Regions from separate parts of the Homo sapiens genome. Here region 2 is linked to region 1. The links are chromatin loops, found by intact Hi-C in ENCODE. Cell type or tissue: IMR-90. All regions are shown on one strand. Links, peaks and the distances in the headings refer to the core of each region. The heading gives the core; the rest is flanking DNA. Region 1 has its middle 11 kb from the start of OR51D1. Region 2 has its middle 14 kb from the start of OR52A5.

Evidence for each region. Hi-C counts contacts between places; a loop is a spot of excess contacts. Peaks named below come from ENCODE experiments on the same cell type or tissue, not always from the same donor. Only the 100,000 strongest peaks of a DNase experiment are listed, where the experiment ranks them.
Region 2: it touches region 1 in a loop (7-fold over the local background); 7 of 110 quality-filtered maps call a loop at or near these places.

The regions. Positions count from the first base shown.
Region 1 is chr11:4,622,551-4,630,014 of GRCh38, forward strand. No RefSeq gene overlaps it. Among named protein-coding and RNA genes, the nearest start is that of OR51D1, 11 kb to the right of the region's middle. In IMR-90, for the core only: a CTCF peak has its summit at 3,845 (motif pointing right); a DNase peak (open chromatin) is centred at 3,841.
Region 2 is chr11:5,120,399-5,127,862 of GRCh38, forward strand. It overlaps the pseudogene OR52A4P. Among named protein-coding and RNA genes, the nearest start is that of OR52A5, 14 kb to the right of the region's middle. In IMR-90, for the core only: a CTCF peak has its summit at 3,850 (motif pointing right); a DNase peak (open chromatin) is centred at 3,883.

The DNA.
Region 1 (7,464 bases), core at 1,539-5,538:
AAGTCAAAAAGTTTGCTTTAACTTTCGGAGTGAGTGCAGTCCATTTACTTCTTGTTTTGCTTGACATTCATGAACATTTCAGTTCTTCATAAGTCCCATACGTTCTTTCTCTATTCCAATGTTACAATCTTCAAAGCTATTAAAAACCTGATTTGAGAACACCTGTTAAAGTCTTATAGCTTGACTATAGCCCATCTTTTCAGAAGGAACAAAGCGAGACAACAATTGTCTGCAAATGACAACATTTTCATGGTAGTTACAGTTAAAAACATGACTGACAAAGAAGTTTAGTTATCTCCACGGCTTGTGATAACTTTACCCTTAATTATGATTGATAGCATATATTCAGACATTAGAATTTTAGAAATCTCATACAACTTTGGAACATATATTAGTATTATTCACCAGAATATGACTTAAAGAAGACTTGACATCATTTTGGAAATCTCATGTGACTAAACATGTCAAATAATCCTGTTTACTTCTTCTATGGATGTTTCAGGGGCCCTCTGAGCCATCTAGAAAGCCAGGCAGCAGGAAAGACAATTTTGAAACTTGAGGTTTGATTTTGGGATGTCTGTTAAATGCTAGAGGTTTAAAACACTGGATGTTATGAAGTAGAATTCCAGAATGCTAGAAATTATTTATTTTGCCAAAATGATGACTCAAAAGGCAAAAACCTTTCAGTAGCATTACTATTACATGAAAATCCTGTTTAAAGCCATATTTCACCCTTGCATTAGTTTATTAATGTTAACCCAATTTTATTTATTTTTTATTTTTTTGAGACAGAGTCTTGCTCTGTCACCCAGGCTGGAGAGCAGAGGCACAATCTCAGCTCACTGCAACTTCTGCCTCCTGGCAGAATCAAGTGATTCTCCTGCCTCAGCCTCCCAAGTAGCTGGGAGTACAGGTGTGCACCACCACACCCAGCTAATTTTGTATTTGTAGTAGAGATGGGGTTTCACCATGTTGGCCAGGCTGGCCTTGAACTCCTGACCTCAAGTGATCTGTCTGCATTGGCCTCCCAAAGTGCTGGGATCACAGGCATGAGCCACTATGCCCAGCCCCAATTTGTTTAAATGAAACCTTATAGATGATTCCATCTAACCTTAACCAATTTGACCATGAGGTGAAATCTTTACAAACCTTTTACAACCCTTTTGCTAAAGGCCAGATAAGCATCTTAAGACCACCTTGCTGTGCTTTTATTTTGATGCTCAGTTTATGAAAAGACCATATATTCAAAAGATCCTTTTGAATTAATGTTTACACACTTTTGCAAGATTAATTTTTACAATCTTTCTATAACTTGCTTAAACCTCTAGCTCTGTCTTATCAAATTTAATATAATCCTTCATCCCTGGGCAAAATTAACATTTCCATTCTTTCCTATAATCTTTTACTAAAGACACATTTTACTGTTTTTATATGCCTTTCATATAAAACTATTTAGTGATCATGTTGCTCTGTTACTCTTAGCAACCGTTACTTTTGGTGAAAAACCTGGTTAGTAAGCGATTTTAATTATGTGCCATGTGTGGCGCTTAGGACCCAGACAGAAGTGCAGATAAGGCTTGTCTCTTTCCAGATTCTAACTCCCTGTGCCTTACCTAACTGTAAAGCAGGCAGTATACAACCTCGAACCATTTAGCAAACCTAGTATCTAAATTGAATGATTTAGACCACCTATTGCATTTTGATGACACTTGCATTTTACCGATAATCCTTAAGACTATTTTTACTTCTTACAGATTAAACTATTTGCTTTTAATTCCTGTGGTTTCACGAGGAAAACAGGGTTTTTTTTTTTTTTTTTTTTCCCAAAACAGGGTCTGTGGTGCCTCGTAGTTCCATGCTACCAGAAGTTATCTTAGGGCGTCTTATGTGTGCATTAAGAGTGGCAAGCCAAAAAATGGAGAAAAATAATTCAGTTGACTGAGAAGAAAAAAAACTTTTTCCAGAAAGACAAGATCCAAGAAGAGAAAAACATAAAGGCCTTTTAAATATACCTATAACTTGAATATCCACTTTTAATTAAGCTGAGAGCTTTTTAAGAAAATCCTTTTAAATCTCTTGTTACTAGACTTTAGCCATGCGAAGCAATTAAGATTTTCAGCTTTTGAACGTTACAAAAAGTAATCTCACAGGTGAAACCAACAAGCCTTAATTAGGTTATGACTTAACCTCAAGTGTATATGGTGTTTTCAAAGGGGTGATAGGCAGCTTTTAAAACTATCATTGCAAAATTATTACTGAGACAGTGGAAGAGATCTGACCCAACCAACTCCATTTTGTTTCCAGCTCCCAAGCTATCCTTGCCTATCCCTGGGCATAGGCCAAACCAACTTTTGGAGGAGCTGGGTTTATAGTTTATAGTCTAAAACAAAGATGGTAACAGCCCCTTCTTAAGATAGGCTTACCTCTTGCCTGGGGAGCAGACCAAGAAACTAGCCATAAGATTAGAAACCATGGCCTAGGAGTCATGGAGCTGAGGCTACAAGATTCTGACCCTCCCTTAACTGCTCTCAAGATTAGTCCTTAATATATTTTGTAAACCCTGCTCTTGATGGATCAGCTGGCACCACCTAGATTGACAAACTGGCTTATCTGATTGTGTGGTCCTCACCCAGGAACTGACTTAGCACAAGAAGACAGCCACCATTGTAAAATGGTGGAGACTAAAACAAAGTATTGCCATGTGGTTCCAGGTCATGTTCCCAAGGACCTGAAACAAGATGGAGGCCTGTAGTCAAGTTTGTTACTGATTATGTTGTTGGGCTGGCTTGAACAGCAGGCTTATGGGGTCCTGGGCCTGCATTCTATTTTCGCTTTTCCTTTTAGGCCTGCTATAGAAGACATATTGCTTATCTCCAAATTTCTCTGCTGCCTACAGAATTGCCTGCTTCTCAGCTGTGGTTAGGGTTTGGCTTAGAAGCAGCATAACATCCCTCCATGAGAAGTCAAATACCTAAGTTAAATTTTGGAAAGCTTCTATATACCTATCAGGGTCGTTAGAAAATTGACCTAAGTCTCCCTTTATTTGTCTAAGATCTTGTAATGAGAAGGGAACTTGAAGGGGCCCCAAATAAAGGGGAGCCTCAGATAGTTCCCCTGGGAGTTGCTTCTCTAATTTTAGAGAATTATTTTCTTTTGGACCTGCCTGATATGATTGCTAAAAGAGCTGGGTTTATTTTGCAATGCTTGCAGAGGTCTAGTAAAAAGGTCATGCCCTTGTGCAAAAGAAAATGAGCCACATTTTTGTTAAAGTTTCTGGGTCACAGAAGTCCTTGTGCTTCAGAATGCACTCCAGAGGAACTAAGCAATTAGGGCTAGTCATGCTCACCCAGGTGGCTCTAGTCCTGGGTGACTTTTGACTTCCTAGACTTGTGTGAGCCGCCTGGCTCCCTGAAAAACGGATCTCAAGAAAAACTATGTAATAGTTGGGCAAGGCCCCTTTAATGGGCGGGGGGGGGGCATGCTAGATTAAACTCTGTATCTTGCTATTATGGCCGGTGCTGAAGCATTTACCTTTATAGAATGGTTTTGGCTAACTTCCAAACTTAAAATCCCCTTACTAGTTAGGTACCACTCTAATTGGAGGCAGAATAGGTGCCTTAAGAGAACATAGGGACTGAATGGCCATTTATCTGCTGATGGGACAGTATTGAGGCTAAAATTTGGCTACAGAGGACATTTTGCTCCTAATTGTTGAAGGCAGAGCTTTCCCATTCACAGTTGAAGCCTTTCTAGCAGTGCGAAAAGCCAGGATTGGGACACCGCAGTTTATGGCATAGGACTCACAATGTGCCTCATGAAGAGGATTTCTGTTTCCACTAGGTGGCGCTGTTGGCCTAGTAATACCTTGTACTCACCAGAGAAACGGTAAAGACGTTTATTGAGTTACTGCATGTTTGCCGATCTTTCCTAACAGAACTGTTCCCCTGAATTGTAAAAATTCCTGCACATTGCATATACGGAGAGCATAGTAGACATAATGACCATGGATAGAAAAGAAAGGAAAGTTTTGTGACAGGATAGCTGGAGATCCTTTACCAACACCTGGACGGACTGTCAGAGGCTGGGTTCAGTCCAGAAGCCTTTGAATAATGCCAGGGGTTCGTTGTCGCATGCCAAGAAAATTTAGGACACAGACACAGGTGGAATTTAGGAGCAGAGGTTTAATAGGTAGAAGAGAAGAGAAAGAGGAACAGCTTCCTCCATAGAGGAAGGGTTCTCCAAGCAGAAAAGACCATGCGGAAAGGATGGAGAAGAAAAAAACACCAGCTGGCAGGGAATGCACCGATTGTTTTAGTCTGGCATGAGGAGGTGGTGTCTGATTTATGTAGGGCTCACAGATTGGTTCAATTAGGTATGACATTTACATGGCACATGGGGAAGGCTGGTCACCTTACCCTAATCTTATGCAAATGGGCTTTTCAGTTATCAGCCCCATCTGGTCTGCTCCTTAGGATACACGCGGCTGGCAGAGAAGGGAAGATGGAGCCACCATTATGAAAATGTCTAGTCCTCAGTTTCTGCGGCATTCACCCATGCAAGCTCCCAGCTTGCAGGCTGCTCTTTGTTAGAAAATGATTTGGGGGTTCCCTTGCTATCTGCCTAAGTAATTCCTTCTTAACTCCTGTATCAGTACCTCAGGGGGTGTAAACTGTGGCTTTCGAAAATTTGCAGGGATTTGTATCTTCTATTTCTTTTGTGCTTTTAGGTAGGGAAAAAATCATTGGCTAAGTTGATCAAGGGGATCTGAGAATTAAGCCAAGAATAAATGTAAAAATGGGATGCTTAATTACTGAAGAACTGAGTACTCCATCTTCTAGCGACACTTACCTATAGTATTAAGTATTAGGCCCGGGAAGCAGCACACATTGACAAAAGTCGTAAAATCTTACTAAAAATAATGAAAAATTATAATAGAAAGCTCCAAATGAACAACACTCCATTTTGAAAAGTGCATTTGAAAATTAGAGCTGTCTAATTAGGCTCATCCAGGGATGCCTATTGATGTGCAGATGCTTCTAAAAAGATTTCATTGTTTTTATTGTTTTTAAGAAAAGTCTTTATAAAAGACAAAAAGCTTAAGCAACTAATTGATAAGAAAAATTAAGTCTTCTAACCTTTTAGTCTGGTTACTACCCTGCCCTGAAGGTGAAGAGAAAGCTGGATAAAGTGTTTGTAAAAGGTAGACCCTCAGGTAAAGTAGGCTTCCTGTTTTTTTTTCAGAGCTATGCATGAGTCTACACATAGCAAATGCTTTCTTTGCACTATTCCTTAATGGGCTTCACCCTAAATGCAGTAATTTTAGGTAAAAAACAGAAGCTAAGTTAAAATGACCACCTATGGAACAAAATCAGTCTTCAAAATATACCTTTTGGCATTTAGGTGGATATTTTGAAATGCTTTTGAAAAGAAATTTACATCTATAAAGGAACTGTCCATTTGTGAGGGTGTTTGCCTCTGTACACCAAAGAGAGGAAGGACTGAGCCACTAGAAATTCTTACCATTGTATTTCATTTACATAACAAGTCTTACTTTTGTTTAAGGTGCTTTTCCTGGCCATCTTGTCTTAAATGGGCTTTTACCTACATGCTTTTTCTTTGGCTTGAGGAAATGATGGTAGGATATTTAGGTCTGAAGTCTCAGCTCTGTACTTTTAAGATACAAATTTTCCACCTTGTTTCACCTAGGAGTCATCGTTTTAGAAGTGCAAATTTAGGACTGCCTAGCTAACAGTTGCGTAGGGCAATGAAACAAGCCATTGGAAGACTGATAGTCTGAATGGGGAAAATAAAAACTGTTTGGAAGTTGACAAATGAAACATCTTAATGAAAGCTATAAGATGTGCCTCTGTCTGTTTATATGATATTTCTATGTGATTTAAGATAACATACAGCAAATAAAGCTAGTTTTAAAATTATTGTTAAAATTCCTATTTAGGAATGTCTTCAGAATTGTCAGTATTAAAAATAATTGAGACAATTTTGCTTGGGTTTACTAGTCAGATATGCTTATGCTGATCCTCTCCCTTCTCACACCCCAAACCCTCCAACAGGCCTCAGTGTGTGTTGTTTCCCCCATATATCCATGTGTTCTCATCGTTTAGCTACCTTATAAGAGAGAACATGTGGTATTTGGTTTTCTGTTCCTGCATTAGTTTGCTAAGGATAATGGCCCCCAGTTCCATCCATGTCCCTGCAAAGGATATGATCTCGTTCCTTTTTATGGCTGCATCCTATTCCGTAGTGTCTATGTACCACATTTACTTTATCCAGCCCACTGTTGATGGACATTTAGTTTGATTCCTTGTCTTTGTTATTGTGAATAGTGCTGCAATGAACATATATGTGCATGTGTCTTTATAATAGAATGATTTATATTCCTTTGGGTATATACCCAGTAATGAGATTGCTGGGTCAAAAGGAATTTCTGCCTCTAGGTCTTTGAGGAATTGCCACACCATCTTCCAAAATAGTTGAACTAATTTACATTCCCACCAACAGCATAAAAGTGTTCCTTTTCTCCACAACCTCGCCAGCATCTGTTATTTTTTGATATTTTATTAATAGCCATTCTGACTGGTGTGAGATAGTATCTCATTGTGGTTTTGATTTGCATTTCTGTAATGATCAGTGATGTTGAGCTTTTTTTCATGTTTGTTGGCTACATGTATGTTTTCTTTTGAGAAATGTCTGTTCATGTCCTTTGCCCACTTTTTAATGGGGTTGTTTTTTCTTGTAAATTTGTTTAAGTTTCTTATGGATGCTCAATATTAGACCTTTGTCAGATGGATAGCTTGCAAAAGTTTTCTCCCATTCTGTAAGTTGTTTGTTTACTCTGTCGATTATTTGTTTTGCTGTGCAGAAGCTCTTTAGTTTAATTAGATCCCATTTGTTAATTTTTGCTTTTGTTGCAATTGCTTTTGGTATTTGTATGAAATAGTTGCCTGTTCCTATGTCACGAATGGTATTACCTTGGTTTTCTTCTGGGGTTTTTATAGTTTTGGGTTTCACATTTAAGTCTTTAATTCATCTTGAGTTGACTTTTGTATATGGTAATAACAAAGGGGTCCAGTTTCAATTTTCTGCATATGGCTAGCTAGTTGTCCCAGCACCATTTATTAAATAGGGAATCATTTCCCCATTGCTTGTTTTTGTCAGGTTTGTCAAAGATCTGATGGTTGTAGCTTTACAGTCTTATTTCTGGAATTTCTATTCTGTTCCATTGTCCTTTACAGACAATTAAATGCTGAGGGATTTTGTCACCACCTGGCCTGAAGGAAGGCTTCTGAAGGAAGCACTAAATACGGAAAGGAAAAACCAGTATCAGCCATTGCAAAAATATACCAAAATGTAAAGACCAATGACACTATGAAGAAACTGCATCAACTAATGTGCAAAATGAGCAGCTAGCATCATGACGACAGGACCGAATTCACACATAACAAT
Region 2 (7,464 bases), core at 2,302-6,301, 500 kb after region 1:
ACAGAACAAACTTTATACTGCAATTTTCATTTCTATTAATATACCTAGAAAAATGCTTGCAGAGATATGAATATATATGTGTATATATGTTTGTAGGTGTGTGTATACAGACACATTAATTTATTCATCAATCATAATGATACCCCAAACCATTGACTGGATCTCATAGGTCTAGTAATAGGTGAGCTATTATCTTTATGAAGAAACTATTTCAATCAAATTTCAAGCCTCATCTTTGGAACAGAATGTTTTTACTACCTTATCTCTAATGTGTTTGGTCTTTAACCCATAGATAAAGGGGTTGAGGAATGGTGGGACCAGTAGGTAAAGACTGGACAAGGTGATATGTACATATGATGGGATATAAGATCCAAATCTGCGAGTAAAAAATGAAAAAAAAAGCAAGGAGATAGAATTGGAAGAAGACATATATATGGGGAATACATGTATTAAATACCTTAAGTCGTGCCTCTTTCAGAGGCAAGTGAAAGACAGTGATAAATATCTGAATATAGGAGAGGGTGATGAAAATGAAGTCAAGCCCACCAACAATAAATGCTCCAAGGATACCATAGACCTTATTAATGTAAACATCTTCAGTGGCAAGCTTCACAAGGGCCACGCGTTCACAGTAAGTGTGGTATATTAACTTGGTTCGGTAGAGTTTCAGATGGCATTTTATAAGCAATAGGCATGGAATTACCAGAATGGCAGGCCGCAATGTCACTCCAACTACAATATAAGTGACTAGCTGTCGAGTGAATACTATAGCACGCCTCAGAGGATAACAGATCGCTACACAGCGGTCCAGAGCCATGGCTAGCAGGACTCCTGATTCAATGCCTTGAAATGTGTGGATGAGCCACATCTGAAAGAGGCAAGCATCAAAATATATCTCTGGCAAATGGAACCAAAAAATATCAAGCATCTTGGGCACAATGCTGGTGCTAAGTGAAATGTCTGTGGCTCCTAACGTGGCCAGGAAGATATACATGGGTTCATGGAGGCTTGGCTCAGATTTGATGATGATCAAAAGTAGAGAATTTCCAATCAGAGCAATGACATACGTAGCACAGAATGGAATCCCAATCCAGCATTGTACAGATTCAAAACCGGGGATCCCAATAAATGTCAGCACAAAAGGCATGAACAAGGTACCATTTGTAATAGGCAGGGCCATTCAGGGGTCTTCTTAGAAAGGGGAGAAAGTTTGCCAAGCTGTGATTCTCTGTACTTTTATATATTTTATGCTTATCCAATCACAAAGTTATTGAATAGCAGAATTAGGAGAACCAACTCCATCAACTTACTTATCTTTTTTTTAATGAATGAAAAAATGCCAATATAAAGACCCATAGAAAGGTTCACCAGTTTACACTTTAGCAAAATCATCCGGCCACACTCAGTGAAGACTTTTGGACATCATTTCTGAGAAGAGGCCAATATGATCAACCTGCTTAGTGGTGCTTTCCTTGTTCCCCAACTCCATTTTCTCTTTCCTCTTCTAACCTGTTCATGGAAAGCAGGAATACAAATATTTATATTTGGAATTATATTTTAGACAGAGAAATAAAAACATTTATTCTAGCTTTAGCCCCAAGTGTTCAAATATGACACTGCTGCAAGACTCAGACTCCATTCAGTAGACAATGACAGTCACATAATTTTGGTGTATTACCATAGCAATTCTGATACAGGAGACAACCGTATACAAAAACTCTGTAGTTCATATAAGCACCCTAAACCTCTCACACCAGGACTTTTTCCACACATTGGAGGGTAAAGACATATTTAAACTATTTATATATAAATTTAAAATTAAGGAAATTTTAGAGTACCTGGTTTAGGAGAAGAGGAACCTCAGGTTGTATCGTCAGGGGAACCATGAAGAAGATGTTGAATTAGTTAGAGGTGAGGTTTAGTTAACGAGTTTGGAAGCCTGAATCTCCATATGGAGGCAGTGTGAACAGATATAACCCTTACATAGAAATCAGGCCCTGGTGTGTGATGTTCCCCTTCCTGTGTCCATGTGTTCTCATTGGGCCTGTTGTGGGGTGGGGGCCGGGGGGAGGGATACCATTAGGAGATATACCTAATGTTAAATGACAAGTTAATGGGTGCAGCTCACCAACATGGCACATGTATACATATGTAACTAACCTGCACGTTGTGTACATGTACCCTAAAACTTAAAGTATAATAATAATAAAAAAAAAAGAAATCAGGCTACTTACTGCTGAAGGAAAGTCGAAAGCTCTATTTTTTTTTTTTATCTTCTGGAAAAGTTGACATACGAAAAATATGATGGGATGAGACTATTTGAAAATTCTCCAAGAAATTCAATGGGAAATAATTGACAAACATGTTGAGGTGGAAGTGCCTTGGGAAGCAGCAGAAATAGAGAAACATCCAAAACAAAATTCTGATTGCAATATAATGGCTGTGGCTGGGACACTTAACAATTTCCAGTAACGATACACTGGCAAATAACTATGGTTCAGTTGCAGGGCTGGTAACATGATATTATGCATCAATGATTTTTTTTTAAGTGAGAGCAGAGAGGTTATGCAAGTGATTAGTTGTCTAGGTCTAAATCAAGGTGATCCATAAATTTTATAAGTGGTGTGCTAAGCATTTCTAATATTTCTCCATAACTCAAGTCATCACATCCAAATATTATTCTGTGTTCTTCCCTGGCCCCTAGTCACCATGATAACCACAGATTTAAACTCTGGAATGTTTTGGAGATCATTACATTGTTAGAGCCCAGAAAACCAATATCCCTAAATATAGCACTTTAACATTCTGAACTAAAGAAGCAACCGCAAGGTTTCTCTGACATCCCCCAGCCCTTCCTGTCTTTCACTTCTTTGTCTTTCCCAAAGCATGGGATGAGGTTATTCTCTGAAGTTCCCTTATCTACCTAGACGCTAGACCCCTAAAGAGGAACACAATTGCCTTCAATCCCTTCCCTGAAATTCCATTAACCAGAGAAGATTAAAACTCATATTACAGAGGAAGACACTGAAAATTAAACACCACACCTGGAGCCCAGATGAACTTCATCTCAAACTATTGTCTCTTCTCAGGTCCCATTCAATCTCTCCCCTCCCCTATAAAGAAGGATATATAAGCATCTGTGCTTAATTGAGTTATCAGGTAATCATTCTCCTTGGAGTTCTCCATGCTTATGCATGTTAATAAAATTCTATGTCTTTTTCCTGTTAATTTGTCTTTTGTCGATTCATTTTAACAGACGTAGACTTCAACCTTCAGAGGGATAGTTTCAACTTCCCTACACACTCATGATCCTTCTCTCTTTCAAGTAAAACATCTGCAGGTCTAAATTACTTCTCCAATAGCAGGCTCCTAACTGCCCTTAACATCTCAATCTTCCAAAGTAGATTCTTCAACTTATCATTATTGTTCTTTAATTGTAGTTCATAGAATTTCAAAGTGAGACCCTAACAAAAATATACTCTTCATGTTTATGATTTGGATTTTTTCTGGAGTCTACATTCATTAGCTGCACTTGTACTTGTACTTCAGGATGTACTGTTTCACCTCCACTTGAGCTGTACACATTCCTAACTATAACTTACTCAATATCCAGGAGCAACAGTGACAAGTGACTGGCACAGAGGAAGGTTGCTCTCTGCTGGTCCCAGCTATGTAATATTTGTGGTTTGTAACATAATTTTCCCTGATTACCAAAGTTTTATTAGCCTTTCTCAAATCCTGAGAGATATTTTTTCCCTAGGGCAAAGATGGAAGTTTAAAGCCAGCCATTTCTAAGGGTTAGCGGCTTGCTCAATTCCCTGGGGGCCTGGCATATCTAGTATGGCCAGGAGATGGCAGTGTTGAAGCATCTTCTGTTAGTAAAACACATCCCTGTCTCTCAGAGCCCCAGAGATAGGGTTTATCTCGTTCTCACTTATTTGACAAAGAAAAAGGACACTAAAATAAGGCAATGCATCAATTGAGACTCCATTTCATCTCTGAACAAATTGGACAGCGTTACTGTATGCTTGGTAAGGAAAGGGAATCGAAAACAAAACAAATATTGTACCTTGTATTTACTCTTGACCATCAAAGGATTTCCAGAAGGCATTTCAGTGATCCAAGAAAGAAGTGTGTTTGGAAGTGGTAGGCAGAACAGGGTTGAGAGTACAGTAATGCCTGTAAGAAGTAAGACTTGCTAAGAGAAAGGGAGGAAAATCAATTATGCACAGATGATTTTTGTCCTATTTTAAGAGACAGAAAATTAGAGCAGTCCTTCCTAGAAAAGTAAATCACAAGCTTTTTTTTTTAACAATCTCTTGATCCCAAGAAGTTCCCTACTCTTAAATATCTTTAATACAGAGTTTAATTTAAAATGCATATATGTTTTGGCTTTTAGTTTTTCCTTATTTAAAATTAATTAATGCAGAACAACACAAACTAGAGAACCTAAACGAAATGGACTAATTCCTGGAAACATACAACCTCTCAATATTGAGCCAGGAAGAAATTGAAATTTTAAGCAGACCAATAACAAGTTCCAAAATTGAATCACTAATAAAAAAACCTACCGACCAGTAAAAGCCCTGGACCAGATAAACAGCCAAATTCTACAAAGAAGTATAAAAAAAGAGCTAGTACTCATCCTACTAAAATGATTCCAAAAAGTTGAGGAGGAGGGACTAATCCCTAACTCATTCTGTGAGGCCAGATTTGTTCTGATACCAAAACCTGGGAGAGACACAAGGAAAAAAGAAATCTTTAGGCCAATATCTCTGATGAACATAGAGTCAAAAATCCTCAACAAAATACTACAAGCAAAATCCAGCAGCACATCAAAAAGCTAATCCACCAAGATCAAGTAGGTTTTATTCCTGGGATGCAAGATTGGTTCAACATACATATAACAATAAATGTAATTCATCACATAGACAGACCTATAAACAAAACCACATGATTATCTCAATAGGTACAGAAAAGCTTTTCGTAAAATTCAACATCCCTTCATGTTAAAAGTCCTCAACAAACTAGGCATTAAAGGCACATACCTCAAAATAATAAAAGCTGCCTATTACAAACCTACACCCAATGTCACACTAAACGGGCAAAAAATGGAAGCATTCCCCTTGAGAACTGGAACAAGACAAGGATGCCCACTCTCACCACTCCTATTCAACAAAGTACTGGAAGTCCCAGCCAGAACAATCGACAATAAAAAGAAACAAGAAACAAAAGGGATCCAAATAAGAAGAGGGGAAGTCAAACTATCTCTCTTCACCCGCAATATGATTCTATACCTAGAAAACCCCATAGTCTCTGCTCAGAGGCTGTTAGAACTGCTAAACAACTGAAATAAAATTTCAGAATACAAAATTAGTGTACAAAAATGAGTAAAATTTCTACACATCAACAACATCCAAGATGAGGGCCAAATAAAGAATGCAATTCCATTCACAATAGCCACAAACAGAATAAAATACCTAATAATACAGCTAACAAGGGAGGTGAAAGGTCTCTACAATGAGAATTAAAAAACACTGCTCAAAGACATCAGAGATGACACAAACAAATAATAAAACATTTCATGTTCATGGATAGAATCAGTGTTGTGAAATGGCCATATTTCCCAAAGCAATTTACAGATTCAATGTTATTCCTATCAAATTACCAATGCCATTTTTCACATAATTAGAAAAAAAAATCTAAAATTTATATGGAACCCAAAAAGAGACTGAATAGCCAAACAAATAGCAAGCAAAAGAACAAAGTCATGGAGTCACACCAGATGACTTCAAACTATACTCCAAGTCTACAGAAACTAAAACAGCATGGTACTGGTACACAATTAGACACATAAACCAATGGAACAGGTTAGAGAATTCAGAAATTAAGCTGCATGCCTACAACCATCTTATCTTTAACAAAGTTGACAATATGAGTAATTGGTAAAGGATGTCCTATTCAGTAAATGGTGCTGGGATAACTGGCTAGCCAATACAATCTTCTGTAACAGATGCAGAAGATTGCATATGGCTAGCCAGTTATCCCAGCACCATTTACTGAATAGGACATCCTTTAAATATCAATTCAAGATTAATTAAAGTCTTAAATGTAAGACCTCAAACTATAAAAACTCAAGAAGAAAATCTAGGAAATACTATTCTGGACCTAGGCCTTGGCAAAGATTTTATGATGAAGGATCCAAAAGCAATTGCAGCAAAAACAAAAATAGACATAACTATACTAAAAAGTTTCTGCACAGCAAGAAAAACTATTAACAGAGTAAGTAGACAAGCTACAGAATAGAAGAAAATATTTGCAAAATATGCATCCAAGAAAGGTCTACCAACCCCATTAAAAAGTAGGCAAAGAACATGAACAGATATTTCTCAAAAGAAGATATTCATGGGGCCATCAAGCATATTAAAAATGCTCATCACTAATCATTAGAGAAATACTAATCAAAGCCACAATGAGATACTACCTCACATCAGTCTGAATAGTTATTTTTAAAAGGTCAAAAAGTAACATGCTGGTGAGGTTGTAGAGAAAAAAGGATGGTTACACACTGCCAGTGAGAATGTAAATTAATCTAGCCAATGTAGAACACAGTTTGGAGATTTCTCAAAGAACTTGCAACAGAACTACCATTCGACCCAGCAAGCTCCTCACCGGATATACACCTAAAGGAATGTAAATTATTCTACCGAAAAAACACATACACTTCTGTGTTCATCACAATGCTATTCGCAATAGTGAAAACATGGAATCAACCTAGATGCTCATCAATGGTGGACTCCATAAAGAAAATGTAGTGCATGTACACCATGGAATACTATACAGCCATAAAAAGAAAGGGACCATATCCTTTGCAGCAACATGAATGCAGCTGGAGGCCATAATCCTAAGTGAATTAATGCAGGAACAGAAAACAAAATAACACATGTTCTCACTTGTAAGTGGAAGATAAACTTTGAGTACACATGGCCACAAAGAAGGGAACAACAGACACCAGCATTTACTTGAGGTCAGAGGGTGGGAAAAGGGTGAGGGTTGAAAAACTATTTATTGGGTATTACATTCACTATCTGTTTGATGAAATCATTTGTACATCAAATCCCAGCGATATGCAATTTCCCAGTTAAAAAACCTACACATGTTCCACCTGAACCAAAAATAAAGTTTAAAAAAGAAAAAAAAAAAAGAGAACATTGATCGATCCCCAAGGAAAAAAGAAAAATCTACAGTGTAGGAAAATCTAACATAGATCTCTTTGTAACTGAAAAAACAAGGCAATAATTAAGTTTTAAAAATTCGACAAACATCATATTTACACAGAGAATGAATGTAAGAAACAGGGCTGCACCTTTATGGTCACTGCCTTCAGGAACATTCCTTTATCCTAAATTCTAATCATAGTTCTTAAAGCATGGAATAATCTTAATAATTTGCTAAAGAAACTAA